Linked DNA regions of Homo sapiens: region 2 is linked to region 1. A link is a loop called in an ENCODE intact Hi-C map of the cell type or tissue named here. Cell type or tissue: heart left ventricle. All regions are shown on one strand.

What was found. Hi-C counts contacts between places; a loop is a spot of excess contacts. Peaks named below come from ENCODE experiments on the same cell type or tissue, not always from the same donor. Only the 100,000 strongest peaks of a DNase experiment are listed, where the experiment ranks them.
Region 2: a loop joins it to region 1, with 3 times the contacts of the local background. A loop is called at or near these places in 23 of 110 quality-filtered maps.

Annotation. Positions count from the first base shown.
Region 1 is chr10:31,599,221-31,607,220 of GRCh38, forward strand. LOC124906892 reads left to right here and starts at 3,642. Exons shown (of 4, transcript XM_067756347.1): 1 at 3,642-4,099; 2 at 5,036-5,194; 3 at 5,411-5,507; 4 at 6,706-6,998. The coding sequence starts at 3,802. The coding sequence ends at 6,862. LOC105376484 (a long non-coding RNA gene) reads right to left here. Exons shown (of 3, transcript XR_930803.3): 3 at 3,814-8,000. RefSeq lists a silencer at 4,054-4,643. In heart left ventricle, a CTCF peak has its summit at 4,220; DNase peaks (open chromatin) are centred at 3,411, 4,401 and 5,038; H3K4me3 peaks cover 1,606 bases; H3K27ac peaks cover 2,864 bases.
Region 2 is chr10:31,693,638-31,701,637 of GRCh38, forward strand. The region is part of intron 1 of MACORIS (macrophage enriched lincRNA repressor of IFN-gamma signaling); the gene reads right to left. Among named protein-coding and RNA genes, the nearest start is that of MACORIS, 9.8 kb to the right of the region's middle. RefSeq lists enhancers at 1,010-1,571, 1,572-2,133. In heart left ventricle, no CTCF peak of the experiment used is centred here; DNase peaks (open chromatin) are centred at 4,104, 4,394 and 6,864; H3K4me3 peaks cover 1,751 bases; H3K27ac peaks cover 5,686 bases.

The DNA.
Region 1 (8,000 bases):
AATCTACTCAGGCTCAAGGTTTTCTTTATAGCAGTACAAAAAACAGCCTAACACACTTACGATCATCAGCATTTCACAGTTGAAAACACTGAGGCTCAGAGAGGTCCCCAGCTAATAAATGTTGCATCCCAGGAGCAAATACAGTTACTCTGGCTCCAAAGCCTGCATTCTTTCCACTACTTCATGCTGCTCTGAAGGATGGAATCTTAGGGTAGAACTATGTTTAGGAGATGAAAGGCAAAAGCTCCTTGGACAGAAGAACCATCAGAGGGTGTAATGTTACGGAGGCCAAGAGAAGAAAGAGTTTCAAGATGGTGGAACCGGAAACAGTGCCAGATGCCGCCAAGAGAACAGGGAAAATGAGAACTGGGAAGAGACTGCTAGATTTGGGGAGCAGATGATAATTAGCAGCTGTGGACCGTTGAAGGGGGCTGTGTTGGTGAAAATAAAGGTGTCTGCGTAGAAGCACGACCTCACCTTCTCATGTCCCCAGAATGGTACTCCTGTAGAGAAACTCCTACAGGGTCAACTCAGCCAGTGTCTGACAGTCACTGCATGTGGCTGATTGGGGAGTAAAATTCACAGCCTTCAGGCTCAAGCAGCTAACAACTTAACTGGGGACACTAGCTTTCGAATATGAAGACAACCAGAGAACACACATGGTAAAGGGAATGTGTGCCCCGACATTCCTCCCACTGCCTCAACTTCTGCCAACTTCTAGATGGGTGGGAACTGAGCTCCTGAGAGCAAGCTGGGCCAGCCATCTGTGCAGCATCTGTGCGTGACAGCGGCAGAGGCCATGGTGGCACACTGATCTCTCAGAGATCACGTGCAGCTGGAGAACTCTAAGTGGCTTCAGCAGTTAGGGGATAGGCAGGAAAAAAGTGAACCCCTAATGGACTCTGAGCAGAAATGGCCAGAGGGGAAGACAGAAAGCCAAGACTGTAGGAAGGGAAGAAGTTAGTAGCTGATTGAGCCCAAATGAGGTTCTTCTTTGTTCTCTTCTCCCACTCAACTACTCTTCTCTATTTTTTTTAGAGATGGTGTCTTGCTCTGTCACCCAGGTTGGAGTGTCACTATGATGACTCACTGTGGTCTCGAACTCCTGTGCTCAAGCACTCCTCCCACCTCAACTTCCCAAGCAGCTAGAATTACAAGCATGAACCACTGCACCTAGCCTTCTCTTCCTCTCTTAACAACCCATCTCACTCCTTCTTGCCTCAGTGGCTCATTTGTTTTTTTTTTTAAGAGACAGAGTCTCATTCTGTCACCCAGGCTGGAGTGCAGTGGCATGATCTCGGCTCACTGCAACCTCTGCCTCCCGGGTTCAAGCGATTCTCCTGCCTCAACCTCCCGAGCAGCTGGGACTACAGGGGCCTGCCACCACACTCGGCTAATTTTTGTATTTTCAGTAGAGATGGGGTTTTGCCACGTTGGCCAGGCTGGTCTCGAACTCCTGACCTCAGGTGATCTACCTGAATGGCTCACTTCTTCTTTCTCATTCCCTCCAGCCACAAATCCAGCCCTATATCCTCTTTATTGCTTCATTTTCTAAAATGGCCAGGCCAGCGAGTGTCATCCATGTGAGGGAACTAAGTCACCAGCCTCTTCCTTCCCACTCTGCTTCTGCCTTCATCCTGCATCCTCTCACCTCCTGCTTCTCAGAAGACACACAGAATTTCTCTGCTGGACCAACCACAGGCTTGGGTGCCCCCTGCCAAAAACACCTTTAGCTGCCACAGTGCCTGAAATGCCAGCACTGTCATCAATTCCTTTGGTTTCTGTCTTAAAATATTAATATGCCTGGAAAAATAAAAAATCTTGTTTCTAACATTCTAAATAATTGTTGAGAAGACCAACTACCTCTTTGCTGTGCCTTGGGAACCTTGGCCAGCTGGGGTTGGCATCAAGAGATGGTTTAGGGAATAGGGGGAGAAGGTGGAGAGACTGATGCAAAACTTAACCCATTATGCAATTTTGTCCTGGAGTAACCTCACCCTTGGCTTGGCTTTGGGGAAAGGAGTAGTAATTCCTCTGTGGCTGAAGCTGTAGGTGTTCCAGCTGTGTCCCCTTGGCTTCCCTTAGCATTTACCTGCAGACATTTTTCAAATAACAGTGGGGACAGTCAGAAGACCAGGAGTGGTGATGCCCCGCAGAAACTAATGCAGGACAATCCTGAGGAGTGTTCTCATGGTCTCTCAGAGTGCTCCAGCAATAACCCATTCAATAATGTACCTTTTATTGCTCACTGCTCAGAGCGCTTTCTGTATCACCTCTGAAAAATACGACTCATGCCCAGATTCTTGTTTCACATTTTGTTTCAAGGGGAATCCAAACTCAAACACCATATATAAGGGACCTTTCCCTTTGATTCCTACTACTCATAGGGGAGAAAATAAAGCCCACTGGCTCCTAAAAAATCCACTGACCCAGATTACAGGAATGTGCATTGAAAGTTTAAATGCATATACCCTTAGACCCAGAATCCTAGAAGTTTACCTAAGAAAATTAGCACACTGGTTGTGCAAAACTGTCTAAGGATGCATATCATCACATAGAAGGGTAATATTGGGAAGCCACTTAATGTCCAGCAATACCAAATAGGTTAATCATGGTATATCCCGTGTTGCCATTAGAAATGATGATATAGGCCAGGCGCGGTGGCTCATGCCTGTAATCCCAGCACTTTGGGAAGCCAAGGCGGGTGGATCACCTGAAGTCGGGAGTTCAAGAGCAGTCTGACCAACATGGTGAAACCCTGTCTCTACTAAAAATACAAAATTAGCCGGGCATGGTGGCGCATGCCTGTAATCCCAGCTACTTGGGAGGCTGAGGCTTGAACCTGGGAGGCGGAGGTTGCGGTGAGCCGAGATCGCGCCACTACACTCCAGCCTGGGCAACAAGAGTGAAACTCTGTCTCAAAAAAAAGGAAAAGAAAAAAAAGAAATGATGATACAGATTTTTAGACAGCTTTGCATGTCTGTGGTGCTTATATAAATACACCTACATACATATAGCTACATGTGCACATGAAGAATCTGGAAGAATGACAACGAAATGTTAACAATAGTTATGTCTGGGAAGAAGGATTGGGGGTTGTGGATCACTTTCCTTTTCTTCTTTACACCTTTCTGAATTGGAATATATACATATATAACTTGGGACTTTAAAATTTTTGAAACTTGAAAAAAAATTGTAATTAGAAATCAATGGCCTCGGCGCCAGAGAACTGAATTTCATAGCTCAAACTCGTTCTCCCAACAGGAGCTATTGGTCTCACCACCAAGGGGAGGTTGGAACAGACCCACAGAAGGGAACTGTCCCACTTAGCCAGGCAGTGGCTGTTCTAAGCAAGTCAGCAAACACATCTGCCAACTGGCAGCCATGGGAGAGCATGTCATGTCACGTGTCCAGCATGTGTGGCCCCATCTGACTCAGAGGCAACACGCACAGCTCTGGCGCCATAATCAGGGTCGCGGGTTGGGATCAGCTGTGCCTCCCCATCCCCACCCCCTACAGACCACCTCCCCTTACCCTGCCTGCCTGGAGCCCCAGCTGGCTCTTGGAAGGTCCCTTTCCAATTTGCTCCACATTCGGGAGTTTCTTATTCCCACGGGAAGAACTCGTTGCCATGGCGATGTGCGCCTCCCAACCCTGAAGCCCGCCCTGGAAGCGAAATCCTTGCCTGGGCTCCCAGGCTGAGCCGGAGGACCCCGGGGGTTCACCTAGCCCTCTGGGATAAGGGGCTTTAGTCTCTATATTCTTTGGGCTTGGGGGTTGGGGACAGTGGGAGGATTAATTATGGAGGCAAGGTCAGAGGAAAAGGGAAAAATGGGAAAGATTTTATTTAAAGCCCCTGGTCATTCTTGCCTTTCCGCCCGCCCACCACGACCCCTCAAGCCAGATGCCGTCTCTAGTTCGGGAGCGTTGGATGAGGATGCCAGGCACTCTGCTTTTCCTAAACAACTTCCAAGAACCCCGGAACATTTCTTAAAGTGTCTGGAACGAAGCTTTAACCTCGCCTGCTCCATCAGCCTGGGACGGAAAAGACGCGAGGGGCGAAGAAGAGGTGGGGCACGGGGAGCCCGGGCCGTTCGGCGTAAGTGATCCAGGCTTCCAGCGCCCCGGGCGCACCCCGCGGAAAGGCGTCTGGGAGTCGGGGACGTGCGGGGGGAGACCACCCGGCCAACCCCGGGGGATGAGCTGCAAGGCTGGCCACGCCCGGCAGGAGACTGCGCGCAGAGACCCGCCCGGGGAAGCACGGGAGGAGGGAGGGCGGCCATGTACAACCCCTGGCAGGTGGGAGCCTCCCTGGCGCCAGCTCGGGCAGGGCCACGCCCCTTCCCAACTCCCCGCGCTCGGCCTCCGGACTGCTCAGGGGGCCACGCCCCTTCCGGATTCCCCGCGCTAGGCCTCCGGACCGCTCAGCGGCCCCGCCCCTTCTCGAGTTCTCCGCGCTCGGCCTCCGGACGGCTCAGGGGGCCACGCCCCGTCGCCCGGGGCCCCGCCCACTCCTCAAGCCCCACGGGACTCCCAGCCTACCTCCCTCCCGCTGCCGCACTGGACTCCCAGACCTCGGCACCAACCGTATCTCCTGTTACTCGCCCCAGGGTGGTTGCCCGGGGAAAAACTCCAAGGGTTTCACTGGCTGGCCTGGAAACCCTTTCATCTTTGCTCCATCAGCAGCAGCTCTTTGATTGAGTTCTCCTGGCTTTAGAGCCTCCCACTATGGTCATGCTGCAAATTCCCGTGGCCAGCACCCGAGGCCTGCTGGCTCCGATCTGGGCCACGTGTACAACCAGGTGTGCCCCCTTAGCCTCACGCCCTCCTCCTGTTGCCTCCCCATCCCTCTAGCCTTCGGGACTTGGGGTTGCAATGAATCTTAGGTTTTTTCCAGGAGTCTTTTATTCCTCCAGCGTCTCCGTGCGCCTGTCCGCTCCAACACCTGACATTTTCCTTCAACTCCACCCTCCCCTCCCCGAGTCCACAGACACACACCCACCCACACGCCTCTTCCCTTCCCCTCCACCCTCAGTCAGCGGCAGAGTCAGTCCATCCAATAGGCAGGAGCCCAAAAGACTGTCCACGGACAGCTGTCCTCTCGCCCAGGAGAGTGGGGCTGCACACAGCAGCAGGCCCAGGAGGAAATCGTGCTTTGATAGCCCCAGGCATCGTATTTCATCGTATTTCACAAGTGAGCCAAATGGAGAAGGGATTAGCTGTTTCACCCAATAAGCCCACATCTGTAGTTACATTCTGACTGGGATAAAATTACCCTGGTTATTAATCCTTCTGCTTTAGGGCATAAGCTGATCACCAGCTGGGGTCAGGAAAAAACTCCACCCCAGCTCCTTCCAACTTGCTCCCCCATCCTCAGCTGCTCCATTTCCTGTGGTCTATTCTTGCACAGTTAGGTCTACAAGCCAGGTTCAAGGCCACCAACTGAGGCACCTGTCCCGAGACAGGACCATTCTAATCTGCCCTGAAAAGGACATCCCATTGATCATGTAAGTATGTACTGAGAATCTACTGTGGGCAAGACATTGGTCTTCGCTGTGGGAGATACAAAAACCATTCAGGCATGGCCCTTGCCTTTTTCATGCCAAGAAAAGCTGAAGTGTGTGGTCAGAAATTGCATGTGGTTTCTGGGACTTACTGCCCTGAAGCACCCTGGGTGTATCGGATGGCCTCAGGGAACACAGTTTGGGTATGGGCAGTATTTTCATGCCCATTGCCATTCCCTTCTGCCTCAAGTGTATGTGGGCTTTCCCTGCAGTCAGCCAGCAGGCCAGGCCAGGGTGGCTTTGTTTCTGTCTCTGACCCTTTCTCTTCAGACTCCAAATCTGCAGGTGCTGGAGACTTTGAAGGAGTCTCCGTTTCCCTTGGTAGAAACAAGAGGTAGGAACAAGCAGGTGGAAAGCCAGGGTTACTCCTTCCAGCCAATGGGTCTGGGGCTGCAGCACACAAAGTTGACATCCCGAAAGGCCATTTTCCTCGATCGCTTCAGACCTGGCATTGGGTGGACAGACCACATGATTCAGCATCCAAATTGGAGATCTCTCAATAACAGAAAGAGGTGCCATTGATAATTTCGTGGAACTTTCCTGAGCACACCAGGGTGTGCTCATTCTTCCTGAGGGGTCATCTCCCTTGGGCATCGTAAGAGGCACCACTGAGACACAACAGCTTTTGTCACCATTTCCCAATTGTGTCCCAAGCTCTCTGTCCTCTTCCCTGTGCTGGTCATCTCACAGTCTTCTTCTGCAGGTAGATCCCCCCTACTTCAGCCCTTCCTCCCACCTCAGCTCCTTTGTTCCCGCTGCCATGCCCAGAACAACCTATATTTCCACTCTCCAACCTTGGATCAACCCAACTGTGTTTTCACGCTACTATGTCCAGGATACTGGATGATACTAGAGATAGCCATCAGTAACATTCATTACATGAATAAGTCTGGGTTGATCCTGTGACACAGTTATGCCTTCTACCCTCTGCTGCTTCTCAACATTGCTCAGTCCTTATGTTGGTGTTCTCATTTCACATGATAGAGTTCCAAACCTTTTGTAGCCCGAATCGTCATCTATCCCCTAATTCTTGGAAAAGACCCTAACTTCACCAATAGCAACAACAATCAAAACCAACTGAACAAACAAAAAAATACTTAAGATACGAACCTCTCAGATTTTCTGAACTCTCCACCTCCAGACTAAATTTGTGGATGGATACCTATCTGTTGACCAGACCCTCCCTCTTCAATGAAAACTGCCTCTCCTTCCACTCCATCTGTGAGGCACCCTTGGATGCTGACATGTGCTTACATAGGACTTCCTGTCCACAGCCAGAATTAGCCAGAATTCACTGACCCATGGTTGGACTCCTAAAATACTCAAGATGAGAGACATGTTACTTTTCTTTACTATAGTAACTATCAAATGCATCCCATAACCTTATGTTGTAAATGTCAAATATGCACAATAAAATTTATTTGAAAAAATAAAGCTGGAAAATTGAAAGTAATGAATGTTCAGTTAAAATCTGCAAACAAGCTAATAAATAAATACTCAAGATGGCCCAGTGACAGCCTTTCTCTAGAGTTTTTGATTTGAGGCCAAGAAGGTTAGTGCAGCCTTTCTCCCATGGCTGTCACTGTGAAGATAAACATTTGGGAATTGATGGCAGCCTTGTTTCTCCACCAGGCTGAAGAAACTAGGACCTGCGGGGGCTGAGACTGGAGTGAAACAGATGTGAAGAGAAAAGTCCTGGGTCCAGGTGGTCCTGGGGCCCAGCCATGCTCTTGTTTTTTTTTTTTTGTTTGTTTTTTGTTTGTTTGTTTGTTTGTTTTGTTTTAATAGATTTAAATTGGTTCCTGCCAGGTACAGTCAAAGGCCTTTTTACCTGCTTCTCAGAGAATTTCCCTCCGCCTGCCTGTGGCTAATTCCTTCTCCTGCACCCTTGGTTCAGCCTCACCTGGCGACCCTTGTTCCATCACTTCCACCACTTCTCTAGAATCTTCAGTCATTTCAGCAATACATATGTTCATCTTCCTGCCCAAAAACTGAATAAGCAAAGACTTTCTTTCATCTCTGACCCTCTTCAACTTCTGCCCTTCCCTTCTACTCACTATCTCTATTTTCTCACCTCCTACTTAATGCCCAATCTGCTGCTGCTATCTTGCTCCATTTCTTCTTCCCATTTTCCTGAGGCTACTCTCTTGACAGGGAGTGCATTGCAGAATATGTCCAATTTCTTGTGTTTATGTTACTTGTCTGCAGCATCTGGCATCAGTAACCACCTCCTCTTTCTCAAAACTCCCACTGCACTTGATGGTTTTCCTGCTGGTTCTTGACCTGATGCAGAAAAGCTTGACCTGCAGAAGCTGTACTAGAAGCAATCAGGATCTAAAGCTCTAGACTTTTCCAACCTGCCTCTCATTGCCATAAAAATGCAACTGGCCTGTGTCTCCTCTCCTGGTGCACTGCTAAGGGAGGGCTGACTGATCT
Region 2 (8,000 bases), 94 kb after region 1:
CCTCATTTTACACAACAGTGAATAGTGGCAGTCAATCTGGCTTCTCTCCACTGCACGGGGCTTTTCTCATGACCACATTGAGGATTAGGTTGAGGCAGATGGTGGGATTGGGGCGGGAGTGTGCAGAAAGAAGTTTCAGTTCACTCTGCCACAAATGTATTATTTCCTCACGTAGACCGAATCCCAGCACACCACACATTAGCTGTGTGACCTCAGGCAAACTCCTTAACTACTCTGAGCCTCAGTTTCTCCATCAATAAAATAAATGTAATACTGTTGGTCCCAGTAAGGCCAACATTATTTATAACCCTTTGAACAGGGTTGTTGGAAGGGTTGTAAGTAATCTGCCGATCACTCCTTCCCTGGGATCTGGAGCTCATTTAGTGACAGATACTATCATTATTGTTGTTATTCTTACTTTGATGTATGCACCATACAAATGCATATATTTACATTACAAATCAACCTGGTTAATGAATACAAAGCTGCAATCGTACTTTCTTTTTAATTAACTTGCTGTGCCAGAGAGGTAATAAAAGGAATGAAATCAGCATTTTTTTCTCAATGTGCCTATCATCAATTAAGCATCTTGGTAAGTGCCTCTTTCCAAGGCTACAAATATTCCTGTTCCAACGCTTGTGGGTGAGCAGGGCCAGATGGAGAGGGTAGTGTGTCACTTCTCTGCTGTTCTGCCCTTATGCCCTTTGCAGAGAGGAGCCTGCTCAGGGCGTTTGCTTGTGAGTTGTGTGATTATGACTCCAACCTTGCAGAACCTTGACAGGGAGCAGAGTCCTGGGTTTTCATCAGGTGCTGCCAGTGGGTCTTTTCCATCTGACATATTAATTCCTGCCTCTTCCTGTAAAGATAATTCACGCTTCTTGGCGGCATTGTGCAGTGCACAATGCCGGGTGCCAGGAATCTCCTGCAAACTTCAGCAGGGCTGCATTGTAATGTGCCACTAGATTAATCCAGCCATCTAAAATGCATTTTTAAAAAGCCAAAGGTCCTTCCCATGAATAACCTGGTGAGTATTTGAGCTTCATTATAATTTCCCTCTAATGGAGTTTGGGGAAATGAAATGGGAGTTATTAGCCAGATTTATAAGGCTGTCTACTGAGAAAATAGGAATGAAGAGAGGCTGACTTAGCAGACAAGGTGCATTGGTTATCTACCTAGCCAAGGAGAAAGAGCTGGCCCACAGTTTGCAAAGATGGAAAATATCCTTACCCAGCAAACACTTGTCCTGTGCTTCCAACAGAAGGCTGGCTGTGCTTTCATAATCTGAGGAAGCATTGCACATACATCCTCCAGCGGCCCCCTTTCTATGCCTGAGTCTGAGATCCAACACTCCACGCTCAGAGCACATCATGTCAGTGATTCAAATGGACCATGCATGAAAACTCTCCCACTGGTCTTTGGAGGGTGGAAAACCACTTCATTCAAGTGCAGACGCAGGTATTGTATTGGAAATGGCTAGCCAAGGTTCCTGAAGGAGGAGGAAGCTCTTGCCCTCCAAATGAAGCCAAGAAAGACCCTGTTGCCTGGAAGAGACAGACCTGGCGAAGCAAGAGCCTGGGGGCTCTGCGCAGCCAGAGGACATCCTGCAGCCACCGGGTACCCTGCAAAGGCGAGGGGGGGCTCGCCTTGAGGGGAGGCTGGTGGGCAGGAACTGCCGGGCCCGCAGTCGAGCTGTTTTCCACTTGTCTAGGGTATATCACCTGCTTCTGCACTGCACTTAGATGAGCAACTATGACACTGATGTTCTTGTTAAGGAACTGCATTGTTTTGCTAGGGCTTCCATAACAAAGTACCACAGACTGGGTGGCTTACCCAATGAAAGTCTGTTTTCCCACCGTTCTGGAAGCTGAAAGTCCAAGATCAACCTGTGGGCAGGTTGGGTTTCTCCTGGGGCCTGTCTCCTTGGCTGGGAGGCAGCCGCCTTCTTGCTGTGTCCTCACATGGCCTTTCCCCTGTGCAAGCGCATCCCTGATGTCTCTGCATCTTCTTGTTATGACACAGCAGTATTGGGTTAGGGCCCACTCCAATGACCTCATTTTAACTTAATTACCATTGTAAGGATGCTGTCTCCAAAACAGTCACATTCTGAGGTGCTGAGGGTTGAACTTCAACAGATGTATTTGTAGGGACCAAATTCAGCCCATAGCAGGGACTTTTAGATGTTTTATTTATTTATTTTTATTTTGTTTTATTTTTATTTTTGGAGATGGAGTTTCACTCTTGTTGCCCAGGCTGGAGTGCAGTGGCACGATCTCAGCTCACTGCAACCTCTGCCTCCTGGGTTCAAGTGATTCTCCTACCTCAGCCTCCTGAGTAGCTGGGATTACAGGCACCAGCCACCGTGCCTGGCTAAATTTTTGCATTTTTAGTAGACGAGGTTTCATCATGTTGGCCAGCCTGGTCTCAAACTCCTGACCTCAGGTAATGCATCCACCTTGGCCTCCCAAAGTGTTGGTATTACAGGCATGAGCCACTGTGCCCGCCCAGACTTTTTATGATCACAATGTTCATATAAAGCCATAACTGTCACTGAGTACTGGGTATTTACTGGACTTCACCTGCATCTTCAAAACTGACACGTGAGGCAGGTAGCATTATTGTTCACACTTTAGAGATGAAGAAACTGAGGCACACTGCCATTAAGCACCTCATCTGGTTAGTGGCAGAGTTGCACCCATACAGCAGGTTGCCCAAGCCTGCGCTTCCGATCACCACATTATTCTGTCTCTTCTCCTGTGTTTGTGACAGAAAAATGTGCACACTCTAGAAGAGAAGAAAGAAAAGAAAAGCCACCCACAACTTCACCCATCTGGGCTTTGCATGTAGATGTGTATTGTGTGACATACTCTGTTTTCCTGTCCTCGTTCCTCCTTCACACCGGCTAACGTCTTTGACACAGCATTGTTGGTGGCAAGGCCAAAGGAGAGCTGTAGGGACTTAAAAACTGTGTCTGCGGCCTGGCACGGTGGCTCACACCTGTAATCCCAGCACTTTGGGAGGCTGAGGCAGGAGGATCACTTGAGGTCAGGAGTTCGAGACCAGCCTGGCCAACATGGTGAAACCCCATCTTCTACCAAAAATACAAAAATTAGCCGAGTGTGGTGTTGTGCACCTGTAATCCCAGCTACTTGGGAGCCTGAGGCAGGAGAATTGCTTGAACCTGGGGGGCGGAGGTTGCAGTGAGCAGAGATCAGGCCACTGCACTCCACCCTGGGCAGCAGGGTGAGACTCTGTCAAAAAAACAAAAACGAAACAAAAAACAAAAACAAAAAACTGTGTCTGCAAAAAATAAAAGAGCATGGGACAGTGTTAAGGATACAGGGTTGGGTGTAAGCAGCAGGTTCCTTAGCAATGTGTGCAGTATGAGCCCAATTTAAAACAAAACAAAACAAAACAAAAATTATCACCGGAATTCTAGGTAGATCTCTGGCTACTGAGCCTATGGGTGATATTCATTTTCCTCCTATATCACCTATATGTGTTTCCCATATTTTTCAAATGTGCTATAATGAGCATGTAGACACAATGACCTCTGAAAGCAGAAATAAAAAACAATAAATGTCCTAAGAGAAAAATTAAACTGTGCTGGCTCACAGCACGGCAGGTCCGATTCACTGATGCAGTCTCCATTCTGGAAGATTTCTGTGTTTGTGCCCAGAAGGGAAAACAAAGGCAGCAGACGGAGTCTGTGAGGAAATCTACTGGAAACAACATCCTGAGTGAGGAAAGCAACAAAAGAGCCACCTCCCTAAAAGCAGCCCAAAGTGGCAATTCAAATAGTAAAAATGACGCAGGGATTTGGAAACAAAATCCCAGCTTGCAGTCAGAGCTTCCTGAGCCAGTGAAAACAGCAAGTGCGGAAGAGGAAGCCCAGGCTGCCCCATGTCCCCAGGGTCCACGGCTGCCACCTTTGCCAGGACCCCTGGGGGCTCAGAGAGAGCTCCATTCTTCTCCTCCCAGGTGGAGGGTCAGCCCTGTGCCCCAGGTGCCCAGCAGTCTAGGGGGCATGCCAAGTTTTCCCTGTGGGGAGCAAGGCTGCCCTTGGACAGGAACCCAGAAATGGCCTGAGCCGGGCCGGGCATGTGTTTCACCTCAGGCCACCTGCTTCCTGCTGGGCTGCGCAGCCGGGAGCCAGCGAGGCGGACACAATGGGCAAGACCCACGTCACTTTCTTAGGGAAAGAAAATTACTCTTTGTGGACCGAGAGATCAAGACAGGATATCTATAAGTGTTTAAAGAAAAGCCCAGTCTGCAGTCCCCTCCCTCCCCAAGCACTTCCGAAATGTCCCTCAACACACCCGGCTCTTTAAATATCCAAACCCAGAATAAATGTGCACACAGCATTTCCCCCAGCAACGGGGTCCACGCGGCTGCCAGCTGAGTCACAGATGTTAGAGCTGGGCCGGGCCTCTGAGATCACCAAGTTCAGGCTAAGAGCAGAATGACCAGCTCTCGGTGCTTCTTCCCTGTGCAGACACTTGCTGGCTGTGTCACTGCTGGGCACCTCTCCTCTCTCAGTGGCTCCCTGGGCTGTGCTGGTGCCACTCAGGTCTCCCTGTGCCCTTAATAACCACTGAGCCACCCAGCCTAGGCTGCTAGGGCCATGCTTTTAAATGAGATGCTGAGTCTAGAGAGGAAAAAGGACTCGCTGCATTGCACAACTTGTTCCTGGCGTAACTGGAGCTAAAACCTGGCGTGACTCGTCTCCTCCAGCTCTTTCCTGGACTCTTATGGACGTCTTGCGTCTGACGATTGTTTTGTGGGGCCATCCTGTGATGGTGCGGGTGATTGCTATAGATTACAAGCTGTTGAATGTACTTTCTTTGAGATCCCTCCAGATAGGTTTAGACAGGCATTTTCTTAAGTTTTGGATTTTTATCAACTTGGACTATATCTATGGTTTGGTTTTGTTTTTCATAAAAATTCTTTTTGGCCTCTGGTAAAGATAAATTCCACCAGACCTCAAAATGTGAAACAGACACAAGCAGACCTGATCTGGTTGGAGCAGGAGCAAAATCCCAAAGCTCCCTCTCCTACAGCCTCCCTCTGCTGCACAACCCCCATGTCCTGGGACTCATAGCTCTGAGCAATCATTTGCAAAACACTGGGCCGTCAGTATCTGATGGACTTGCTCGTATCTGAGAATCTGTGATTCGTGATTATGTGACTGTAGATAATGAAGAAAACATCCCCAGGTTCCTACCCTATCCTCCACCTAACTTGGCAGCATAGAGTAACAAATAAGGATGAGGAGAGATCTGACAGGTGTGCTAAATTTAAATGCACCCAGGGGTCATCAGTGAAATGTACACGCCCAAGCCCAAAATAAATCATTCATTCTTTCATTCCTCCAACAAAAATCGACTGCTAGGCACAGCAGATTATATGCAGGAAAGTAATTCACAGCCTTTATTCTTAAGGAGGTTTGGGTTTTATGTAAGAAAGTCTGACATCTAAATACAAAGAAAATTATAAACACTTCCAATATAATGTCTTTCAGATTTTCATGATCAAGAGCCGCCCTTTCCAGCAAGAATCACCATCAATGGCTTCATGGAAGAAGTGGCATTTGAAGAATAGTGTGATTTTGACAGGTGGAGCTGGGAGAGGAGGGCACTTCAGAATGAGGAAGCAGCATATTCAAAGGCCTGGGGGCCATTTGGTCATACAGGCTGAACCATATTCACCTCTAGGAAGCACATTCAGGTAATAGTGAAGGGAAGGGCAGCCATGGAATCAGCCACGTGGCAGCCCTGCTGGAAAGCACAGGTGTGTTCAAGAAATCCTGAGCTTGGGCACACCATGGGAGGGATCTGAATGGGGAAGCAGAGAGATCAGGCAGGGACCAGGGCGTGGAGGGCCTGGAAAGCCAGACAAAGGCTGCACACAGTGGGAAGTTGCTAAGCATTTTTGAGCAGGTAAGTGGCAACAGGGTCAAGCTTTCGGAAGCTAGGCCTAGCCATGGTATGAGGGTGAAATGGGAGGAAAGGGATGGAAGGCCAGGATGTGGTTGAAATTACCGCTGCAATAAAGGGGACAGGGAAAGGGCCAACTGTCGGTGGGGCAGGTGGTGTGGCTGGAAAAGAAGGGATAGGTGCAAGAGAATTTTTTAAAGTCCCGGGAAAATCAGCCAGGCTTGACAAATAACTGACTTTGGAGGTCAGAGGAGTGGAACAGTCAGAGGGACCAGCCGGCCTGTTCTGGGAACCTGGGGAAGGAGTGGGGGTCTTTTGCACTTTTACGGGAGACCACAGGTGTTTCTGCAACTGGATAGGCAAACGAGAAGTTCGATTTTAGGCCTGGGATGTCTGAGATGTTGGAGAGAGAGCCAGTTCAAAGTACCAGCTCTACCCCAAGCAAGGCTTTCTTTATGTCACCACACACATGTGCACAAAAACTCCTCTTAGTGTTGATAGTGAAACAGCCTGACTTGGAAGGAGGGTTATCGATTCCAATAGGCCCCATACTGCATTTTCTCCATCTGATTTCTCTCGCCTTCTTCTCTCCTTCCCAGGGAACATGGGGCTCAATGTGAGAGAAAGTCAAAAATGCAACTTCCTTATGGCAAATATGGGCAACAATTAGAAGAGCAAGGAAGGGGAATTCCCCCCGGCCCCATATTTTCCAGCTGAGCTGTGCTTGTCAGGGTAAACAGCGACAAAAATAATCACAGTTGCTTGCCACTTGGAATACTATTATCTGAACAGTTGGTGGATATGAACTGTTTTTAAAACGGGCTATCAAAACAAACCCAGGGAGAACATCTGTGGGGCCACGGGCCTGCGAGCCAGCTAAGGAAGGAAGCCATAACCCGGCAGCCTCTCCATCAAGTGTCCTTGCTGGGCAGGCGAGGGGGCGTCCCAACGATCACGAGGATGGGATGGGGTGGCCCAGGGTGGGAGGAGGCAAAAACAGGAAAGCAAGGGTCCGGCATGCAAACCAATTCTGAGCAACATACAGAAATGCAACTTCTAGAAACAATGAGGCGTAGGTAACGCCGGACCTCGAGCAGCGATGGGAGGACAGGGTGGCTGCAGGTTCCACTGAAATAGCTTTAGGGCCTGGGGAAATCTGCAGTGAAAACATCGCATGTTATTTATAGCCATAAGTTGAAATCCGTGTTATTTAGTATGATGTTTATAAAAAATAAATGGTAGGCGGCCTTTCCTTCCTTGCTTCTCTGGCTGTCGAAGAAAGGTTTTTAGGTGCATACTTCTCTGCTTTGTTTAGCTTATTTTGCTTTTTAAAAAATGTAACGAATGAGGGCAAGGATAACAACTGTTCATTATTTAAAAGCTCAAATGAAACCCAGGCTGAGGCACCTGAACTTCCTGGAGGGAAAAGACAGGGAACCAGAGAGTGGGCGCCACGGTGGGAGAGCCGTGTCCCGCAAAGCCCAGATCCCTTCTTTCCTTCTCTTTGACCTGGGGCAGGGAACAGCTTTCAAAACAAAATTCTTACAGGGGGTTTTGTTTGTGGTCTTTGTGTGTGGTGAGTTTTTTTTAAGTAGAGAAAGGATTTCCACCGGCAGAATTGTTTCCTCCCCTCTATTCTGGTCCCCTAATCCCCTCAATAAACCTCATAAACACTCCCCGACTCTCTCTCTTGGGTCTCCCCATTGTGTGGGGTGCTTGTGTAAAAACTAATTGTACCCTATGGTTGAAGAATAAGAGGGCGGGTTTGATGTTTTGGGGGACAAGTTCAATTAAAGGAGGGAATGGAGATTATTTGAATGCCCTCTGGGCTGCAGATCTAAGGCCAGTTTTATTAGTAATTCTCCACTCAGTTTTATTAGTCATAAATACGATATTTAGATCTTAAAAACAAAAGCAACTGATGGCCCATGGGTTCATGTGCCAACTGCAGCCTGGAACAAGGGGAACAGTGATTGGAGATATGGCAAGAAGCCTGTAATCTTTGATGCAGAGGCTCTAGAACTGTCTTCCTCTTCTGCCCTGCCTGGGTGGGGTCCCACACAGAGA